Linked DNA regions of Homo sapiens: region 2 is linked to region 1. Evidence: read pairs that join two places in POLR2A ChIA-PET (ENCODE). Cell type or tissue: HepG2. All regions are shown on one strand. Links, peaks and the distances in the headings refer to the core of each region. The heading gives the core; the rest is flanking DNA.

What was found. Peaks named below come from ENCODE experiments on the same cell type or tissue, not always from the same donor. Only the 100,000 strongest peaks of a DNase experiment are listed, where the experiment ranks them.
Region 2: POLR2A ChIA-PET joins it to region 1 with 10 read pairs; 4 of 35 experiments call an interaction of 5 or more read pairs at or near these places.

What each region holds. Positions count from the first base shown.
Region 1 is chr5:139,498,421-139,509,534 of GRCh38, forward strand. LOC124901083 (a long non-coding RNA gene) reads left to right here and starts at 4,822. Exons shown (of 2, transcript XR_007058961.1): 1 at 4,822-5,393. In HepG2, for the core only: no CTCF peak of the experiment used is centred there; DNase peaks (open chromatin) are centred at 4,761, 5,671 and 6,503; H3K4me3 peaks cover 2,044 bases.
Region 2 is chr5:139,382,183-139,392,318 of GRCh38, forward strand. It overlaps MZB1 (marginal zone B and B1 cell specific protein), which reads right to left and starts at 7,731. Exons shown (of 4, transcript NM_016459.4): 1 at 7,498-7,731; 2 at 6,279-6,403; 3 at 5,839-5,949; 4 at 5,285-5,739. The coding sequence starts at 7,674. The coding sequence ends at 5,583. SLC23A1 (solute carrier family 23 member 1) reads right to left here and starts at 1,115. Exons shown (of 15, transcript NM_005847.5): 1 at 1,036-1,115; 2 at 310-423. The coding sequence starts at 1,071. It overlaps PROB1 (proline rich basic protein 1), which reads right to left. Exons shown (of 1, transcript NM_001161546.2): 1 at 8,410-10,136. The coding sequence ends at 9,852. RefSeq lists enhancers at 5,798-5,847, 5,868-6,415, 6,416-6,963, 6,964-7,511, 7,488-7,897 and 6 more and silencers at 416-475, 8,868-8,917. In HepG2, for the core only: no CTCF peak of the experiment used is centred there; a DNase peak (open chromatin) is centred at 6,199; H3K4me3 peaks cover 1,078 bases.

The sequences.
Region 1 (11,114 bases), core at 4,485-6,984:
GTTACTTATCAGATATATTAGTTTTAAATTTTTTCTTCTTCTTCTTCTTCTTTTTTTTTTTTTTTTTTTTTTTTTGAGACAGAGTCTTGCTCTGTCACCCAGGCTGGATTGCAGTGCATGATCTTGGCTCACTGCAGCATCTGCCTCCTGAGATTTTCTGAGTGATTCTCCTGCCTCAGCCTCCCGAGTAGCTAGGACTACAGACATGAACCACCATGCCTGGTTAATTTTTGTATTTTTAGTAGAGATGGGCTTTCACCCTGTTGGCCAGGCTCGTCTCAAACACCTGGCCTCAAGTGATCCACCTGCCTCAGCCTCTCAAAGTGCTGGGATTACAGGTGTGAGCCACTGCTCCCGGCAATCTTTATTTATTTTTTTGAGACAGAATCTTGCTGTCACCCCAGCTGGAGTTGCAGTGGCATGATCACGGCTTACTGCAGCCTCAAACTCCTGAGCTCAAGTGATCCTCCCATCTCAGCCTGCTGAGTAACTTGGGCCACAGGCACGCACCACCATGCCTAGCTAATTTTTTATTTTTTGTAGAGACGGGGTCTCACTACTTTGGGTTATCTTTTTGCTGTTTTCATGGTGTCCTGTGAAACACAAAAGTTTTTAATTTTGGTGAAATCCAATTCATCTACCTTTTGTTTTGTTTTGTTTTGTTTTTTGAGTTAGCGTTTATCTCTTGTTGCCCAGGCTGGAGTGCAGTGGCGGGATCTTGGCTCACCGCAAACTCTGCCCCCTGGGTTCAAGTGATTCTTCTGCCTCAGCCTCCCAAGTAGCTGGGATTACAGGCATGCACCACCACGCCTGGCTAATTTTGTATTTTTAGTAGAGATGGGGTTTCTCCATGTTAATCAGGCTGGTCTCGAACTCCCAACCTCAGGTGATCCGCCTGCCTCTGCCTCCCAAAATGCTGGGATTACAGGAGTGAGCCACTGCCCCCAGCCTACTTTTTCTTTTGTTATTTGTCCTTTTGGTACCATATCTAAGAAAATCTTGCCTGAGCAAGTCACAAAGATTTATGCCCATGTCTTTTTCTAAGAGTGTAAATAGTTCTAGCTCTTATATTTAGGTATTTGATCCATTTCGAGTTCTTTTTTATATGGTGTGAGATAGGAATTCACATTTATTCTTTTCCATGTACATATTCAGTTGTCCCAGCACCATTTGTCGGAAAGACTATTCTTTTTCACATTAAATTATTTTGGCACCCTTGTTGAAAATAAAAATCAACTGTGACAGGGCCAGGCATGTTGGCTTATGCCTGTAACCCCAGCACTTTGAGAGGCCAAGGTGGCAGATCACTTGAGGTCAGGAGTTTGAGACCAGCCTGACCAACATGGTGAAACCCCATCTCTACTAAAAATACAAAAATTAGCCTGATGTGGTGGCACACGTCTGTATTCCCAGCTACTCGGGAGGCTGAGCCAGGAGAATCACTTGAACCTGGGAGGCGGAGTTAGCAGTGAGGCAAGATCACATCACTGCACTCCAGCCTGGGCAACAGAGTGAGACTCCCGCTTAAAAAAAAGAAAAAAAATCAACTGACTGTAAATGTGAGAGTTTATTTCTGGATTCTGAATTCTTTTCCACTAATCTATATGTCTTTTTTTTTTTTTTTTTTTTTGACAGAATCTCTGTTGCCCAGGCTGGAGTGCAGGGGCACTGTGTCAGATCACTGCAACCTCTGTCTCCTGGGTTCAAGCAATTCTCCTGCCTCAGCCTCCTGAATAGCTGGGATTACAGATGTGTGCCACCATGCAAGGCTAATTTTTGTGCTTTTGGTAGAGATGGGGTTTCACCATGTTGCTCAGGCTGGTCTTGAACTCCTGACCTCGTGTGATCTGCCTACCTCGGCCTCCTGAAGTGCTGGGATTACAGAAGTGGGCCACCATGGCCGGTCTTTTTTTTTTTTTTTGAGACAGGGTCACTCTATCACCTCGAATTTGAATTCCTGGGCTCAGATGCTTCTTCCACCTCAGCATCCCGAGTAGCTAGGACCACAGATGTGCACCACTACACTCAGCTAAATTTTGTATCTTTTGTAGAGAAGAGGTTTTACCATGTTACCCAGGCTAATCTGGAACTCCTGGCCTCAAGTGATCTGCCCACCTCGGCCTCCCAAAGTACTGGAATTACAGGCGTGAACCACTGTACCTGGCCAAGACTCACTTTTAACTGCATATGCTTTTGCACTTTTGTACCTTTAAATTTTTATTTTTAGTTTTATTTATTTATTTATTTATTTATTTATTTATTTTGAGACAGAGCCTGTCGCTCAGGCTGGAGTGCAGTGACAGGATCTCAGCTCACTGCAACCTCTGCCTCCTGGGTTCAAGTGCTTATCCTGCCTCAGCCTCCCAAGTAGCTGGGATTACAGGTGTGTCTAGGCCGGGCATGGTGGCTCACACCTGTAATCCCAGCACTTTGGGAGGCTGAGGCAAATGGATCACCTGAGGTCAGGAGTTTAAGACCAGCCTGACCAATACAGTGAAAGCCTGTAACTACTAACAATACAAAAATTACACCTGGGCATGGTAGGTCATGCCTGTAATCCAAGAACTTTGGGAGGCAGAGGCAGGTGGATCACCTGAGGTCGGGAGTTTGAGACAAGCCTGACCAACATGGAGAAACCCCATCTCTACTAAAAATACAAAAATTAGCCAGGGGTGGTGGCATGTACCTGTAATCCCATCTACTCTGGAGGCTGAGGCAGGAGAATTGCTTGAACCCAGGAGGCAGAGGTTGTGGTGAGCCAAGATCACACCATTGCACTCCAGCCTGGCAACAAGAACAAAATTCCATCTCAAAAAAAAAAAAAAAAATTACCCGGGCATGGTGGCAGTCACCTGTAGTCCTCCCAGCTACTCGGGAGGCTGAGACAGGAGAGTCACTTGAACCTGGAATCGTCCCACTACATTCCAGCCTGCGTAACAGAGCGAGACTCTGTCTCAAAAAAAAAAAAAAAAAAAAAAAAAGTCTACAGGCTTGGTGAGGTGGCTCATCCCTGTAATGCCAGCACTTTGGAAAGCCGAGGCAGGATTATTTGAGCCCATGAGTTCGAGACCAGCCTGGGCAACATGGTGAGATTTTTGTCTCTACCAAAAAAAAAAAAAAATCCACAAGTTATCTGATACTTCTCCCTTCAAAAGGGGAAGCCTAATTCCACTCCCAAATATAGAACTAAGTATGTCCTAAACAGCACTGTGGCTTCTTCTTTGATCTCTTTCTTGGATCACTTGCTTTGGTGAAAGTCGTCTGCCCTGCCATAAAGACACTCAAGCAGCCCCATGAAGAGGTCCAAGTGGTGGAGCTACAAGGCCTCCTATCAACAATCGGCAATATCTTGCCAGGTCCATGAACCAGCCACCTTGGCAGTGAACCCCCAGCCCTAGTCAAGCCTCCAGATGATTGCATCCCTGGATGACATCCTGATTGCACTTTCATAAGAAACCCTGAGACAGAACTACCCAGGTAAGCCACTCCCAAATTCCTGAATCTCAGAAACTATAAGATAATAAACATTATATTTTAAATTTTTTATTAAAATGAACGTGTATTGCTTGTATAATCAAAACAGAGAAAAAAGGGAATAAGAGAAAAATGGAAATAAATTCAGTCTTAGGTTCATTAACACAGCTGTGTGATCCCAAGATGGGGGTATCTTGGTCTCTCAGCAGTTTGAGTGAAGAATCCTTGAGAGCTTTGAAGGGCCACAGGTGTACTTCGAGTCATGATCAAAAAGCTGATGCTGGGCCAGACACAGTGGCTCACGCCTGTAATCCCAGCACTTTGGGAGGCTGAGGCAGGTGGATGACCTGAGGTCAGGACTTCAAGACCAGCCTGACCAACATGGAGAAACCCTGTCTCTACTAAAAATACAAAATTAGCCTGGCATGGTGGCACATGCCTGTAGTCCTATCTACTCGGGAGGCTGAGGCAGGAGAATTGCCTGAACCTGGGAGGCTGAGATTGCAGTGAGCTGAGATTGTGCCATTACACTCTAGCCTTGGCAACAAGAGCAAACTTCCGTCTGAAAAAAAAAAAAAAAAAAAGCTGATGCTGGCTGGATGTGGTGGCTCACGTCTGTAATCCCAGCACTTTGGAAGGCTGAAGCAGGTGAGTCTCTTGAGGTCAGGAGTTCAAGACCAGCCTGACCAACATGGTGAAACCCCATCTCTACTAAAAATACAAAAATTAGCCAGGCATGGTGGCGCACACCTGTAATCCCAGCTACTTGGGAGGCTGAGACAGGAGAATCGCTTGAACCTGGGAGGCAGAGGTTTCAGTGAGCTGAAATTGCACCACTGCACTCCAGCCTGGGCAATAGAGAGAGACTCTGTCTCAAAAAATAGAAACCAAAGGCTGATGTTTCCTTGGGCCATGTTAGTGGAAATGCAGTGCCTGCAAGAGAGGTGACCCACATCAGGCTAGATCTGGGCCTTGAACACTGTCATTGAGATGGCATTCAGGGGCCCAAAGGGGCTTCTTCCTTCATCTTGGGCTGATTCCCTCATAGTGAGAGGTGAACCCGGCTGGGCTTCTGGGTTGGGTGGGGACTTGGAGAACTTTTCTGTCTAGCTAAAGGATTGTAAACACACCAATCAGCACTCTGTGTCTAGCTAAAAGTTTGTAAATGCACCAATCAGCACTCTGTAAAAATGCACCAATCAGCGCTCTGTCTAGCTAAAGGTTTGTAAATGCAACAATCAGCATTCTGTAAAAACGGACCAATCAGCACTCTGTAAAATGGACCAATCAGCAGGATGTGGGCGGGGCCAAATAAGGGAATAAAAGCTGGCCACCTGAGCCAGCAGTGGTAACCTGCTCGGGTCCCCTTCCACATCATGGAAGCTTTGTTCTTTTGCTCTTAGCAATAAATCTTGCTGCTGCTCACTCTTTGGGTCTGCACTACCTTTCTGAGCTGTAACACTCACTGTGAAGGTCTGCAGCTTCCCTCCTAAAGCCAGCGAGACCACAAACCCACTGGGAGGAACAAACAACTCCAGATATGCCAGCTTTAAGAGCTGTAACACTCACTGGGAAGGTCTGCAGCTTCACTCCTGAAGTCAGCAAGACCACGAACCCATTGAGAGGAATGAACAACTCCGGACGTGCTACCTTTAAGAGCTGTAACACTCACTGCGAGGGTCCGTGTCTTCACTCCTGAAGTCAGCAAGATCATGAACCCACCAGAAGGAAGAAACTCCGGACATATCTGAACATCTGAAGGAACAAACTCTGGACACACCATCTTTAAGAACTGTAACACTCACCGTGAGGGTCTGCGGCTTCATTCTTGAAGTCAGTGAGACCAAGAACCCACCAGAAGGAACCAATTCCAGACACATTTTGTCTACCCAGATGGGACTATCGCCTATCGCCAAGTGGTGAGTACCATCAGACCCCTTTCGCTTGCTATTCTGTCCTATTTTTCCTTAGAATTTGGGGGCTAAATACCGGGCACCTGTCAGCCAGTTAAAAGCGACTAGCGTGGCCGCCGGACTAAAGACAAGAGTATCAGGCTTTCTGGGAAAGGGCTCTCTGACAACACCCGACTCTTCAGAGTTGGGAGCGTTGGTTTGCCTGGAACCAGCTTCCGCTTTTCCTGTACTTCTGGACTGAGCCAAGGGTCAACACAGAGGAAAGCCATTCAGCTCCCAGGTCCCGACAAGTTGGTTGACCCTGCGGCCATGAGTGGAACTCTGAAAGTCATGTCGCCCAAGCGAGACTCGCCCGTCTATCCTATCTATCCTGACCCTTGCCTCCTGGGTCCTAATGCCTGTCAGACAAACTTCCTCTCGCCTCTCTTCTCTGAGGCTAGTCCTGCTTCTAAAAACCACTCCCTATCTCTGGTGCTTTTCTAGTTTCTCCCATAAGAATGATTTCTAGTATAAACTTCAGGACTCATGAGAGTCCCTTCTGTAGGCACCCAGTCTCACCAATCAGAAAGACATAATTTTTGCCCAAAGCCCCATTGTAGGGGGGAATATCTGGAATTCTAGGATCCCTCCTCAGACAAACAGGACTAACAAAAGCTATTTCTGAAGCTAGGATATGGGGAGCCTTAGAAAGCTAGGATATCCTTAGAAGCTAGGATATGGGGAGCCTTTATCCTTCCTATTCATATAAGTGAGGACAAAAGGCATCACACTTCCAACTCTGGAGATCCCTTCCCTCCCTCAGAGTATGGCCCTCCACTTCATTTTTGGGGCATAGCATCTTTATAGAACAGGGGTAAAGTCCCAATACTAACAGGAGAATGCTTAGGATTCTAACAGGTTATCGAGAATGCGTCAGTAAGGGCCACTAAATCCGATTTTTCTTGGTCCTCTTTGTGGTCTAGGAGGACAGGCAACGGTGCAGGTTTTCAAGAATGCATTGGTAAGGGCCACTAAATCCGACCTTCCTCAGTCCTCCTTGTGGTCTAGGAGGAAAACTAGTGTTTCTGCTACTGCATTGGTGAGTGCAACTATTCTGATCAGCAGGGTCCAAGGACCATTGCGGGTTCTTGGGCAAGAGGTGTTTCTGCTGCTGTGTCAGTGAGTGCAACTATTCCGATCAGCAGTGTCCAGGGACCACTGCAGATTCTTGGGCAGGGGGAGAAACAAACAAACCAAAACCATGGGCAGTTTTGTCTTTCAGATGGGAAACACTCAGGCATCAACAGGCTCACCCTTGAAATGCATCCTCAGTCATTAGGACCAATTTGACCTGCAAACCCTGAAAAAGAGGCAGCTCATTTTTGTCTGCACTATGGCGTGGCCCCAGTATTCTCTCTGATGGGGAAAAATGGCCCCCTGAGGGAAGTATAAATTACAATACTATCCTGCAGCTTGACCTTTTCTGTAAGAGAGAAGGCAAATGGATTGAAATACCTTATGTCCAAGCTTTCTTTTCATTGAAGGAGAATAGACAACTATGCAAAGCTTGCAATTTACATCCCACAGGAGGACCTTTCAGCATACCCTCAAATCCTAGCCTCCCTATAGCTCCCCTTCCTATTAATGATAAGCCTCCTCTAATCTCCCCTGCCCAGAAGGAAATAAGCAAAGAAATCTCCAAAGGACCACAAAAACCCCCAGGCTATCGGTTATGTCCTCTTCAAGCTGTAGGGGGAGGGGAATTTGGCCCAACCCGGGTACATGTCCACTTCTCCCTCTCTGATTTAAAGCAGATCAAGGCAGACCTGGGGAAGTTTTCAGATGATCCTGATAAGTACATAGATGTCCTATAGGGTCTAGGGCAAACCTTCGATCTCACTTGGAGAGATGTCATGCTATTGTTAGAGGAAACCCTGGCCTTTAATGAAAAGAATGCAGCTTTAGCTGAGTTTGGAGGTACCTGGTATCTTAGACAAGTAAATGATAGAATGACAGCTAAAGAAATGGACAAATTCCCTACCAGTCAGCAAGCCGTCCCCAGTATGATCCCCACTAGGACCTTGACTCAGATCATGGGGACTGGAGTTGTAAACATCTGTTGACCTGTGTTCTAGAAGGACTAAGGAGAATTAGGAAAAAGCCCATGAATTATTCAGTGATGTCCACCATAACTCAAGGAAAGGAAGAAAATCTGTCTGCCTTCCTTGAGTGGCTACGGGAGGCCTTAAGAAAATATACTCCCCTGTCACCCAACTCACTAGAGGGTCAATTGATTCTAAAAGATAAGTTTATTACCCAATCAGCCACAGATATCAGGAGAAAGCTCCAACAGTGAGCCCTGGGCCCTGAACAAAATCTGGAGGCATTATTAAACTTAGTAACCTCAGCGTTCTATAATAGGGACCAAGAGGAATAGGCCCAAAAGGAAAAGCAAGATCAGAGAAAGGCCACAGCCTTAGTCATGGCCCTCAGACAAACAAACCTTGTTGGTTCAGAAAGGACAGAAAATGGAGCAGGCCAATCACCCAGTAGGGCTTGTTATCAGTATGGTTTACAAGGGCACTTAAAAAAGATTGTCCAGTGAGAAACAAGCCACCCCCTCATCCATGTCCACTGGCAATCACTGGAAGGCAAAAGGCCCTAGAGTGCAATGGTTCTCTGGGCCAGAAGCCCCCAACTAGATGATCCAACAACAGGACTGAGGGTGCCCAGGGCAAGCACCAGCTCATGTCATTACCCTCACTGAGCCCTGGGTATGTTTAATCATTGAGGGCCAGGAAATTGACTTCCTCTTGGACACTGGCATGGTCTTCTCAGTTTAATCTCCTGTCCCAGATGACTGTCCTCAAGGTCCATTACCATCCAAGGAATCCTGGGACAACCTGTAATCAGGTATTTCTCCCACCTCCTTGCTTGCAACTGGGAGACTTTGTTCTTTTCACATCCCTTTCTTGTTATGCCTGAAATTCCCACACTCACCCTTATTAGGGAGGGAAATATTAGCCAAAGCTAGAGCTATTATCTACATGAATATGGGGAACAAGTTACCCATTTGTTGTCCCCTACTTGAGGAAGGAATCAACCCTGAAATGTGGGTATTGGAAGGACAATTTGGAAGGGCAAAAAATGCCTGCCCAGTCCAAATCAGGCTAAAAGTCCCCACCACTTTTCCTTATCAAAGGCAATATCCCTTAAGGCCTGAAGCTCATAAAGGATTACAGGATATTGTTAAACATTTAAAAGCTCAAGGCTTAGTAAGGAAATGCAGCAGTCCCTGCAACACCCCAATTCTAGGAGTACAAAAACTGAACAGTCAGTGGAGACTAGCGCGAGATCTTAGACTCATCAATGAGGCAATAATTCTTCTATATCCAGTTGTACCCAACCCCTATACCCTGCTCTCTCAAATACCAGAGGAAGCAGAATTGTTCACTGTTCTGGACCTCAAGGATGCCTTCTTCTATATTCCCCTGCACTCTGACTCCCTGCTTCTCTTTGCCTTTGAGGATCCCACAGACCACACATCCCAACTTACATGGACTGTCTTGCCCCAAGGGTTTAGGGATAGCCCTCACTTGTTTGGTCAGGCACTGGCCCAAGATCTAGGCCACTTCTCAAGTCCAGGCACTCTGGTCCTTCAGTATGTGGATGATTTACTTTTGGCTACCAGTTCAGAAGCCTCATGCCAGCAGGCTACTCTAGACCTCTTGAACTTTCTAGCTAATCAACGGTACAAGGCATCTAGGTCGAAGGCCCAGCCTTGCCTATAGCAGGATAAATATCTAGGCCTAATCTTAGCCAGAGGGACCAGGGCCCTTAGCAAGGAATGAATACAGCCTATACTGGCTGATCCTCAGCCTAAGACATTAAAACAGTTGCGGGGGTTCCTTGGAATCACTGGCTTTTGCCGACTATGGATCCCCAGATACAGCAAGATAGCCAGGCCCCTCTATACTCTAATCAAGGAGACCCAGAGGGCAAATACTCATCTAGAAGAATGGGAACCAGGGGCAGAAACAGCCTTCAAAATCTTAAAGCAGGCCCTAGTACAAGCTCCAGGTTTAAGCCTTCCCACAGGACAAAACTTCTCTTTATACATCACAGAGAGAGCAGGGATAGCTCTTGGAGTCCTTACTCAGACTTGTGGGACAACCCACAACCAGTGGCATACTTAAATAAGGAAATTGATGTAGTAGCAAAAGGCTGGCCTCACTGTTTAAGGGTAGTTGCGGTGGTGGCTGTCTTAGTGTCAGAGGCTATCAAAATAATACAAGGAAAGGATCTCACAGTCTGGACTACTCATGATGTAGATGGCATACTAGGTGCCAAAGGAAGTTTATGGTTATCAGACAACTGCCTACTTAGATACCAGGCACTACTCCTTGAGGGACTGGTGCTTCAAATACATACATGCGTGGCCCTCAACCCTGCCACTTTTCTCCCAGAGGATGGGGAACCAATCAAGCATGACTGCCAACAAATTATAGTCCAGACTTATGCCGCCCGAGCTGATCTCTTAGAAGTCCCCTTAGCTAATCCTGACCTTAACCTATATACCAATGGAAGTTCATTTGTGGAGAATGGGATACGAAGGGCAGGTTATGCCATAGTTAGTGATGTAACTGTACTTGAAAGTAAGCCTCTTCCCCCAGGGACCAGTGCCCAGTTAGCAGAACTAGTGGCACTTACCCGAGCCTTAGAACGGGGAAAGGGAAAAAGAATAAATGTGTATACAGATAGCAAGTATGCTTATCTAATACTACATGCCCATGCTGCAATATGGAAAGAAAGGGAGTTCCTAACCTCTGGGGGAACCCCCAGTAAATACCACAAGGAAATTATGGAGTTATTGCATGCAGTGCAAAAACACTAGGAGGTGGCAGTCTTACACTGCCAAAACCATCAGAAAGGTGAAGGAGAAAAGGCAGAAGGAAACTGTCAGGCAGATGCTGAGGCAAAAATTGCTGCCAGGTGGAACCTCCCATTAGAAATACCTAGGGAAGGACCCTTGGTATGGAACAACCCCCTCCAGGAGATTAAGCCCCAGTATTCCCCGACTGAAACAGAATGGGGACTTTCACAGAGGCATAGTTTTCTCCCCCCAGGGTGGTTAACGACAGAAGAAGGAAAGATACTTATACCTGAAGCTAGCCAGTGGAAAATACTTAAAACCCTCCACCAAATTTTTCATATGGGTATTGAAAACACTCATCAAATGGCTGAATCCCTATTTATAGGGCCAAGTCTCCTCCGGACCATCCTACAGGTAGTCAAAGCCTGTGAGGTGTGCCAAAGGAATAATCCCTTTGTCCATCATAAGGCCCCTTTGGGGGAACAAAGAATAGGTCACTATCTTGGAGAGGACTGGCAGTTAGACTTCACCCATATGCCTAAGTCAAAGGGATTTCGATACTTGCTTGTCTGTGTTGATACCTTTACAAATTGGATAGAAGCTTTCCCCTGCAAGACAGAGAAGGCTCAGGAAGTGATTAAAGTCCTAATTCATGAAATAATTCCTAGACTTGGGCTTCCCCAAAGCTTACAAAGTGACAATGGTCTGGCCTTTAAAGCCATGATAACTCAGGGAATTCCAGGGCGCTAGGGATACAATATCACCTTCACTGCACCTGGAGGCCACAATTCTCAGGGAAGGTCTAGAAGGCAAATGAAACACTCAAGAGGCACTTAAGGAAACTAACACAAGAAACTCATCTGCCATGGCCTACT
Region 2 (10,136 bases), core at 5,123-7,622, 120 kb before region 1:
AGGGATTCCCAGAGAGCTACTGCTGACCACTCTGGGGGTCACTAATTTCCACTCAAGATATTCCTGCGGCTTCCGTGGAGTCGGCTCTGCTCCCTGTCACCAACACCCCACCTGGCAAGCGTCACACTCCCCCAGGGAGTTCATCTTCTTTCAGGATTCAGCCTCTTCCCGACTCCTGCTTGCTGACAGCCACTGTGCTGACCTCAGGTTTTTCTTCCTGTTACCCAAGATACTCCCTGCTGGCCAGGGAGGGGCTGGAGTCCCCGGGGAGTGTGCAGAGTGAGGGCGGGGAGGCCCTGGGGGACCCACCTGGAAGCCCAGCAGGATGCACAGGTACCAAGGTGGCACGTCCTCGATCTTGTACAACATGTCAAACTTAGGCTCTGTGGGTAGCGGGGTCGAGGGGTCCCTGGTGGTTTCATGCTGGAGGCAGCAGAGATAAGTAGCTTAGGGTGAAGTGATGGGGACAGGCAAAATCCATTCTGCCCCAGAATCAATCAGGCAGCCCAAGTGGCTTGTCAGCAACTGAGAGCGGGGTTCCCGCCCTCCCCAACAGTCCATCCACCCGGGTGCCACTTGGCCTGGCCACAGTTTTCTCCCACTTTGCATTGCTTCCCGCAGGGATGAGTCTACTGTGCCAGCTTCTAGAGCCCTCAGGACCTGCCATTTTAGCCAGGGAAGTGGACCCTTAAGTCAGAAGTCTTGGAGACCACAGGAGAGGGGGCCAAGAGGGCTCAAGACTGTGGACAAGTCCAATCCGGTCCCACCTCTGCCCCCTGGAGATCCTTGGGGTGTCACTGGCCGGGAGATTAGGCCTCTCCTGAACCCCAACCTGGAGTCAGCCAGTCCCAAAGCTGCAGGCTCCTTCACCCCCACCTCCACCCATCCCCCAGTTGCCACATTCAATTTGGGACAGTCACTCTTATCAAGTTCATCAGAACGTTTATCTCTGGCCTCCAGGAAGAAGGCCTGCACAGGCCCTCCAGCCCCCCACCCCCCCTGCCCCCCCTAGCCCCCACCCCCAGCCCCCAGCACCTGTGTCCGGCCCTCGAGGTCCTCCTGGGCCCTCATCTTTGGGGCACAGGTTTGAGCAGTTCCTGAGGAGAAGAGGGGATGACTTGACAAAGGCCAAGGAGGAGGACTTTACTCCACATATCAGGCATTGTTTGAAGTAAATCTGTAACCAGATGCCCAGCTCTGGATTGCGAAAGGGGGGCCCGGGCAGAGGTAATGTATTAACTCTCACTAGGACAGTAAAAGCCACCCAAGCCTCTGCCACATGTGCCCTTCCCTGCCCACATCTGCGCCTGGGCGCTGGACCTGTTCTTGTTTCCCAAGAGAGGGCCAGAGTCGAGGGGGTGAGGACCAGAAGTTTACCAAGCCCCAGGTGAGCGGAGAAAGAGGGAGTGGAAACAGGCACTTATTATGTAACCCCCTGTATGAGGCCCTTCCCCACTGATTAATAACTAGTTCATCATTATCATCATCATCATAGTCATTCTCGTTATTGAGGAATGGCCTTGGCCTTGTGCCAAGAAACATGGATCTGCACTGTCCCAAGTAACCCCTGTGCTGGGCGGTATTAACCCCTTTAACAGCGAAGGAAACAGATTCAGTAGATGTGATTTGACCCAAGCCATGCAGATAGCAAGTTTGCAGAAACCAATCCTAAAATTCAGGTTGGTCTGAGCTGCCTTGCCCTCACCACCCTGCACCCCTCAGGGTCCCTGAGGCAGGCAGCAGATGGGCCTCTGCAGGCAGAGCTGCCTAGGCTGGCCCAGCCGGGTCTGCACTCTGTGTCAGGGCACAGATCCCTTTCCCCTCCCAGCCACATAATTTCTGGGACCCAGTGCAAAGTAAGAATGTGAGGCCTTTATTCCAAAAGTATAAAGAATTTAAAGATAGCAGGAGCATTAGATGGAGCGTGGGGCCTTTCTATGCACCAAGCCCTGTGTGACTGCCCATCACCTAGCCCAGGAAGGCAGTCCTATGCCCAGCCTGTCTCCCCTCCTGGCAGGCCCAGCCCAGCCTGGCCCTAGGGCCTGAGATGGCAGAGGGGGACATGGGGAGGGGCCCTAAGAACTCAGGCTCCTCAGCTGGTGAGGGCTGGGCCTGAGGTCCCCATTCTGTTCCCCTCTGGGCTGCCCCAGCCCCAGCACTCTAGAGCCCACCTACTTCTGGGTCGCTGTGCCCATGGCCAGGCCCTGCCTGAAGGGCCAAGGGGCAGCACCGCTCTCCAGCTGGGCAGCAGCTTCATGCCACAGCACTGAGTCCGCCCGCCTGCCGGTGTCCACACTGTTCCTCTGTCCGCCTGTCCTCTCCTCTCCCTCTTGGCTACTGCTCCCAATTTCCAAAGTTGCTGGACCAGTTTGAAGCCTCTGCAACTCCCCAGCACTTTTCTCTCCAACTTCTCCTCCCAGAACTCCCCAGGGTGCTGTGGAGACCAAGCCCGACCCCCTGCAGATACGGCTCCATGGACACTCAATTCAACCCAAACCACACAACACGCATAGAGAACAAGGTGGAGAACACGGTCCCAGATCCACAGTAGCATGAAGGGGCCCACACACCCAGAGCTGATGCAGCCTCTCTAATCACCCCACAGAAACACAGGTCCACGTCATGGGTGCCCGGCTCCACACCCTGTCCTGAAAGCTTAGTGGGTTTCTTGGGCCCTGACTTTCCTCCTGGTGTCTAGGGTTTCTCTCCTGAGTGAAGGCCACGGATGGTGGGGCTTCAGGCAGGTCCTGGAACAGGTGAAGGATGGAGGGGGCTGAGTGCAGCTCCCAGGGAAGCTGGAGTGGCCAGGGCCTGCCCCAGGCACCTCCATTCCCCCAGCAGCCCGCCTCTCCGGTCCCCTAAGTCTGAATCCCCTCCCAGCCCTACTACTACTCAGCCAGGGACTTGGCCCAAACCCCTTCTGTTGTCTAAGTTTCGGTTTCTGCATCTGTCAAAGGGGGATTAGATTGTCTTCCTGCACATGGCTCTCGTGCAAAATAAAAATATTTCTAAAAATGAGGGTTAGAATGTTCTGTCTCTCTCCCAGGGCTTGGCCAGATCAGAGACACTCACAAACGAAACTGAAAGTTCTGGTGCCACCGATCTCCAGTTCCCAGACCTAGGTGGGGTCCAGGGCTTCTTTACTAAGGAAAAGCCCCAGCCAGAAGAATTTCCAGAGAAAGCAGGACTGAGAACCAAAATGTTGAATCTGGCTGGTCAGAAACCCAGGGCCCATCCATACCAGCTGGGGTCAAAGGCAGAGTGTGGAAAATGAACAGCCATTGGGTGTAGACCCAGTGAGACGTGTGTTCTCGGAGGGGTGCAGATAGCATGGAGTGGCTGGAATAGGTGTGCCACAAGGTGGCCTGCGTGCACAGTTTTCCTTGGTTCTCTTTTCTCATGAAGGCTCTGAAGACCTGGGATGTCACTGAAACCACCTTTGCAAAATTATGACTGAGACAGTGAAAGAGATCTAACTTAATCAGTTCCATCTTGCTTCTAACCTCCAAGTTGTCTTTCTTCATTCCTGAGTGTAGGCTGAACTAACCTTGGGAGAAACTTAGTTTTTAGTTTATAGTCTAAAACAAAGACAATAACAGCCCTTTCTCAAAGCAGACCTCCTTCTTGCCTGAGGACTAGATTGCCTTTGTAGGATGGAGCAACATTAGCCACAAGATGAGAAATTTTGGTTTAGGAGTCATGCAGCTAGAGGTTACAAGATTCTGACCCTCTCTAAACTGCTCCTAAGATCAGTGCTTGAGATACTTTGCAGACCCTGCACTTGATAGATCAGCTGGCATCACCCAGATCCATAAATTGGCTCGTTGGGACTTGTGGCCTCCACCTAGGAACTGACTCAAGGCAAGGAGACAGCTTCAACTCCCTATGATTTCAGTCCTGACCAATCAGCACTCCTGGCTCACTGGCTTCCCCGCCATCCACCAAGTTGTCCTTAAAAACTCTGCTCCCTGAATGCTTGGGGAGACTGATTTGAGTAATAGTAAAACGCTGGTCTCCTGCACAGCCAGCTCTGCGTTAATTAGTCTTTATTGCAATTCCCCTGTCTTGAGCAATCGGCTCTGTCTAGGCTTGAGCAAGGTGAACCCTTTGGGCGATTACATCACCACACCATTGATGGCTCCCTCTTACCTCTGGAAGTTGTAGGGATGCAAATTTGGCCTTCTGTAGGAGGGATGTAATATTGTGAAATATATATTTGGTCTTTGACCTCTGTTTCCTGGAGTACAATTTCTAAAATCTTAGAATCCCCAAAATGATGTCTTCTTGTGTGCTAATGATTGACTGATGGCTGGCAGCCCCTAGGGTAGCTTCAGGACAGGGGCTGGTCACCAGAGAGACCAAGGCAGGATTTCAGCCTCCCCTCACCCCCCATCCCCAGTCAAGGGAGGGCAGACAGGTTGGAGGGTAAGTTGTTCGCCAATGGCCAATGGCTTAATGAATCATACCTACGTAATGAATTATCCACAGAAACTCAAAATTGCAGGGTTCAGAGATCTTCTGGATAGCTGAACACGTGGAGGTTCCTGGACGGTGTTGCATCCATGGAGGGCATGGAAGCTCCGAGCCCATTCCCCATACCTTGCCCTACACATCTCTGCATCTGTATCCTTTGTAACATCCTTTATAATAAACTGGTAAACGTTTCTCTGAGCTCTGCGAACCACTCTAGCAAATTAGTTGAACTCAAAAGAGGGGGTTGTGGGAACCTCATCTTGAAGCCAGTAGGCCAGAAGCTCCAGAGGCCTGGAGTTGGAACTGGTGTCTGAATGGGGGACAGAATGGTGGACTGAGCCCTCAGCCTGTGGGATCTGACACTATCTCCAGGTAGATAGTGCCAGAATTGAATTTTGGAGGGCACCCAGCTGGTGTCAGCTGCAGAATTGCTTGCCTGGTGTGTGGGGGAAAGCCCCCACGCATTCGGTCACAGCCATCTTCTGTGCTGTTGTCGAGTGAGAGAATAGAAAAAGCATTTTGAAGGCCGGGCGCGGTGGCTCATGCCTGTAATCTCAGCACTTTGGGAAGCCAAGGCGAGCGGATCACCTGAGGTCAGGAGTTCAAGACCAGCCTGGCCAACATGGTGAAATCCCGTCTCTACTAAAAATACAAAAATTAGCCGGGCATGATGGTGGGTGCCTGTAATCCCAGCTACTCAGGAGGCTGAGGTGGGAGAATCGCCTGAACCTGGGAGGTGGAGGTTGCATCGAGCCAAGAACACTGCACTCCAGCCTGGGTGACAGAGTGAGACTGTCTCAAAAAAAAAAAATTGATTTTGAGAGTTTTTTTTTTTTTTTCACAAGGGACATCAGCAGAAACACCAATGTCTGCACTCCCAGCCCCACAAGCACCTTTTGCAGAGAAAAGAAGTGAGGTCACTGGGTTTTATTTGAGTCCAGAGGGGAAGGCGTTGACTCCCACCCAGGCCCGAGTGCCCTGAGGCTGGAGGAGGGAGGCAGGATGGCAGCACAGAGCAAGGGCTTCCTGCCCTCCTGGCTGCCTGCAGACGGGAGTGGAGACCGTCAGAGCAAGCCCCAGCTTCTTTCAGAGGAGGGTAGAGTCCAGGACTAGAGCTCTTCTCTTGTGGCTGACACCTTCTCTGAGCAGGCCCCCTGGGGTCCCCCACATAGCAATGCCTCCAGAGCCCCTCGGCCTTGTTGGTGGGCTTCATAGATCTGGTCTTCTCCAAACTCCCCCAAGTAGTGCAAACATGTCCTGGAGAGCCTAGGGGAGCCCAGCAGGAGCCTCAGATGCTGCCCAGCCCACAGTGGGGCAAACCAAGGCTCCAGGAGCTTCATCCTATCCCCAAGCCCCGGGCATCACCTGGTAGGCCAGGGGCCCCCTGTGACCATCACGCTGATGCTTGGCTCTGGCCCCTCGCTAAGTCCTGGGCCTGTGAGACGTTTCACTTGGTCCACTTCTCGAACTCCGTAGCTGGTGGCAGTGGAGAGGAGAGGAGTACAGTTTTGGCAGGAGCCCAGCCAGGGAGAGACCCATCTCCACAGCAAGCTGGACATGCTGGGCATTTGTGGAATTCAGAGAGGGAAAGCCCCTGGCCCAAGGTCACAAGGTGACCTTGTCCACTGGCCCTCTGCTCTCCCACTTGCTCTCAGCTCCAGAGCCCAGACTTCATCCCAGCCAGCCCCTCCCTTGGACCAGAGTCCTAGAGGAGTGTGTGTGTTGTGTGAGCGGCTGAGTGGGAATCTCCACCCACCAGGCCTGCCCTTGGAGGAGGGAGGTGGGGGGCAGGATTGGCAACTCACTCCTGCCAGTTCCGGGAGCAGCTCCGGTCCAGGACATCCGTGTAGACCAACTCGCTCAGCTCCCGCCGCCCCCCAGAGTTTGAGGTATGAAGTTTGGTCTCTGCCTTTGCCAGATTTTGCCACATCTGGAACAAGGAGGGACTGGGAGGCAGGGCCTCAGGACTGCTGCTCAGTTAGGGGGAGGTGGGGAGGATAGGAGCAGAGTCTCTGGGGAAAATAAAGTGGCAAGAGAGCCGTTTGAGCAGGAAGCACCTGTGAGGCTGTTGCATGGCCCCTCCCCCAGCCCCCAAAGCTCTCTGGGATGGGGATGGGGGATGGGAAAGAAATGCTGAAGTGGTAGGTGAGGCCTGGGCACTGGGGTCCCTCGTCCAGGGCACACCTGCCCAGTGGCAAGTGTCATTTTATTTTTATTTATTTATTTATTTAGAGAGAGTCTCACGCCGTTCGTCGCCCAGGCTGGAGTGCAGTGGTACGATCTCAGCTCACTGCAGCCTCCACCTCCCAGGTTCAAGTGATTCTTCTCCCTCAGCCTCCCAGGTAGCTGGGACTACAGGTATGTGCCACCACACCCGGCTAAAATTTTGTATTTTCAGTAGTGACGGGGTTTCACCATGTTGGCCAGGCTGGTCTCGAACTCCTGAGTTCAGGCGATCGGCCCCGCTCAGCCTCCCAAAGTGCTGGGATTACAGGCGTGAGCCACCGCGCCCGGCCGGCACGTGCCATTTTAAACCACAAGAGCAAGGTAAGAAAAACTGGAGCCCAATATTCAATCACACAAGTACTCCCAGGCCCCCACCTCACAGAGACACTGGCACGCAGGCATGCTCAGCAGGTGTGTGTGTGAAGCCAGACACACGCATACTCACGTGCAGGCGCTCACACGTGTGCACTTGCACCATGTACACATAGCCAAAGCCGCCCCGTCAGGGTTGGGGAGGGAGTCCGGACTCAAGGATGGGCCTGGAAAGGGAGAAGTCTAAGGACAAGTGAGTGATTCCCTGGGGTCTCAAAATACTGAGGAGGTCTCCCAGATTGTCTGCTGTTAGGCAGGCAGATGGGTAAACTGAGGCATGGAATATATGAAAGGCTGCATCTGTGGCTTGATGCCCAGTGGTAGGGATTGGGGATCAAAGGCCGGTGGTGGAATGTGAGGTGGGTGGAGGGGTCTGGCTTGAGAAGGGGTGTGAGCAGGGCAGGGTGACAGTGGTGAAGGACTCACCTGGTAAGCCACAGCTCTGCAGGCATCACAGCGCAGGTGAGCGGGCATGTGGGCTGAGTACATCTCCTCATCATCCAGTTGTGGGGCTGTGGCTGTGAGTGGCGCCCTGTCCCCGAGGCCCCCTGGGATGGCCCAGGCTCCCAGCAGCAGCAGCAGCAGTGGCAGTGACAGCCTCATGGCCCCAGGAGCCAGTTCAGCAAGTGTAGTCTGTGGTTGAGGTGCAGATGTGTGTGTGCTTGTGTGGTGTGGGGACCGCCACAGAACACCTGGCCTAGACCAATGGGGAACTGACACCTCACCCCTCCCATCCTCCTCCCACTCCCTCCTCCAGGGCCCCGAAGATGCCACGTGGGCATTGTCCTCTAGCTGGACCCTGGCTCCAGCCATCTCAGCTCCATTTCACAGATAGGGAGCACTGAGGCAAGGAGAGGGGCTGGGCCTAGGCAGGAACACATAGGGGCCGATACTGCCCACATCCTGTGATCTGGCCAAGTGGCAGGCACTGTGCTGAGTGCCTTGTGGGAAGAGTTGGTTGGCTGCCGTCATCTTTTTTTGTTTCATTGACCTTTCTGAGAAATGAGACTGTCATGTTTATTCTGCCTCTTCCGACACAAAGGCTCAGAGAGAGGTGACAAATCCAAGGCCACATAGCTAGAGGGGCCATGCTGAGAAACCCAAGCCTGATTGACCCCAAGGCTCCCTGGCCACTCAACCACCAGAAGGAATGAGGTGTGGCTGCCAGCCTCCTGGGAGGCAAGTTCAGGGAGACAGGGATGCTACAGTGTTTCCAAGACACACATGGTCTCCTTCCCTAGCCCTGAGGTCCCCTCCACCCAGGCCATACCCAGGCGTGGAAGGGCACTGTGGAGGGTGTTGAGAGGCTGTGGCAGGAAATCAGGCACCTCACACCAGTTATTTCAGCCATGATGGCTCCATGGTCAGTGATTTATTACACACCAGGATGAGGTAAAGACACCTGGGGTGGCCCCAGGGCCCTCCATGCCATCGGAGCTGGCATCTCCAGCTAGAAAATGGCCAGTTGTTCTGATTCGTAGCTCTCCTAGTCAGCTTCCAGTCCAGGGCAGAGGGCAGGGACTGCTAGGGACCTGGGCCCCCTGACAGGCCTGGAACAACGAAGGCATCCATCCCCATCCCTGCCACTGCTTCTCATGGAAACTGTCCTTCCCAAACTCATCACATCACACACCAGGCTGGCAAGGGCCAGCCATTTCCGGTTCAGAACTATATACAGACCCCCACGCACACCACCTCCCACCTCATGCAGACCCCCCTCATCTCCCTCAGAGGCTCCTGGAATCTCAGGGCAACTGAAGTGCAGGCTCTGGGCCCTGTCCCTTGCTGTGACTGGTCTGTAGGGCCAGCCCCTCTCTGGCCATTGTTGCCACATCTGTTACTGGGGAGTGGAACCTGCCAAGAGCTTCAGATCCCTCTGGATACTCCACCAGGGGTATCGCTTCTACTGCTGGCCCTAACCCACCTTCTGGCCACACAGAGGGGTCAAGAGGCTCCTGTGGGACAAGAGCCCAACCCTCCCTCTTCTCAGAGCTTCCTGATGACCATTTCACCTACTCCCGATGTAGGGGGTGGGGGACTGAAGCCCCACCCCTGGCCCAAAAATGAGTCAGCTCAGCTCTGAGGGCCAGGCTCCCCATCTTCCCACCCCAAGTTCCAGGCTAACCCCCAACCCAGGCCCTCCCTGTATTCCTTGCTTTGCCTCCACCTGCTGTCCCCCGCCTTAGCTCTTTCTCGGAGCCAGCCTGGCCTGGGCTGTACTGGCCACTTTCCCCCCAGTAACCTCCAGGGCCAAAGCTCAGCTCCTCTTCCTAAGAGCAGACTCGACAGCCAGAGTCCTTCCTGCCACCTCACCAGGGGCACTGGCCAGCCTCACCTCAGCTGGGCCCACCATCAGGGAGGGCAGACAGTTCCCCGCCCTGTCTCCTGCTGCTCCCGTTCCTGCTGCCCCACGGCAGCCACAGCACCTCCTCTGATCGGCTCCTGGGGACAAGCCCAGGGATGCCTCACTTTCCCTATTTGCTTGCCCGCATATACACATATACACACACCCACACACCACACCACACCACGCCCTGGGAATGCCTGGGAAAGGGATACATAATTTTGTTGGGGGAGGAAGTAGGCAGCCACTTCCTGGGTGACTCCAGCTCCACCAGCCTCGGGGCTCAGATTCATTCTCTGAAGATCACTTCCTGTCCGACGACTGACTGGGATGGGTTAAAGACAGAGGCGACGGAAGGAGAGGAGGGTAGGGGCTTGGATGCCAGAACCTCCCAGGCATCCAAGGGCTCCAACTCCATGGGGATCGGCCCGGGGCCTCACAGCGGGAACAATGAACCCTTGCCGGGCTGGGTGGGACCTGAGCTGGAGGGCGGCGCACAGAGGAGCAGAGGAGGTGCGGGGTTGGGGGTCCCGCTCACCGGCAGGTAGTAGGTCCCGTCCAGGGGCCCTGCCTCAGAGACCCAGGGTAGCTGGGGGCTGCCGAGGGCCTGCGGGCCCGGGGACGGTGGCAGAGAGAGGCTGGGTATAGGCCCATAGGCGGGCGGGTAGAGGCCGAGCCCCAGGGCCAGAGGGGTGTAGACGCGGTGGGGCGGCCCGGGAGA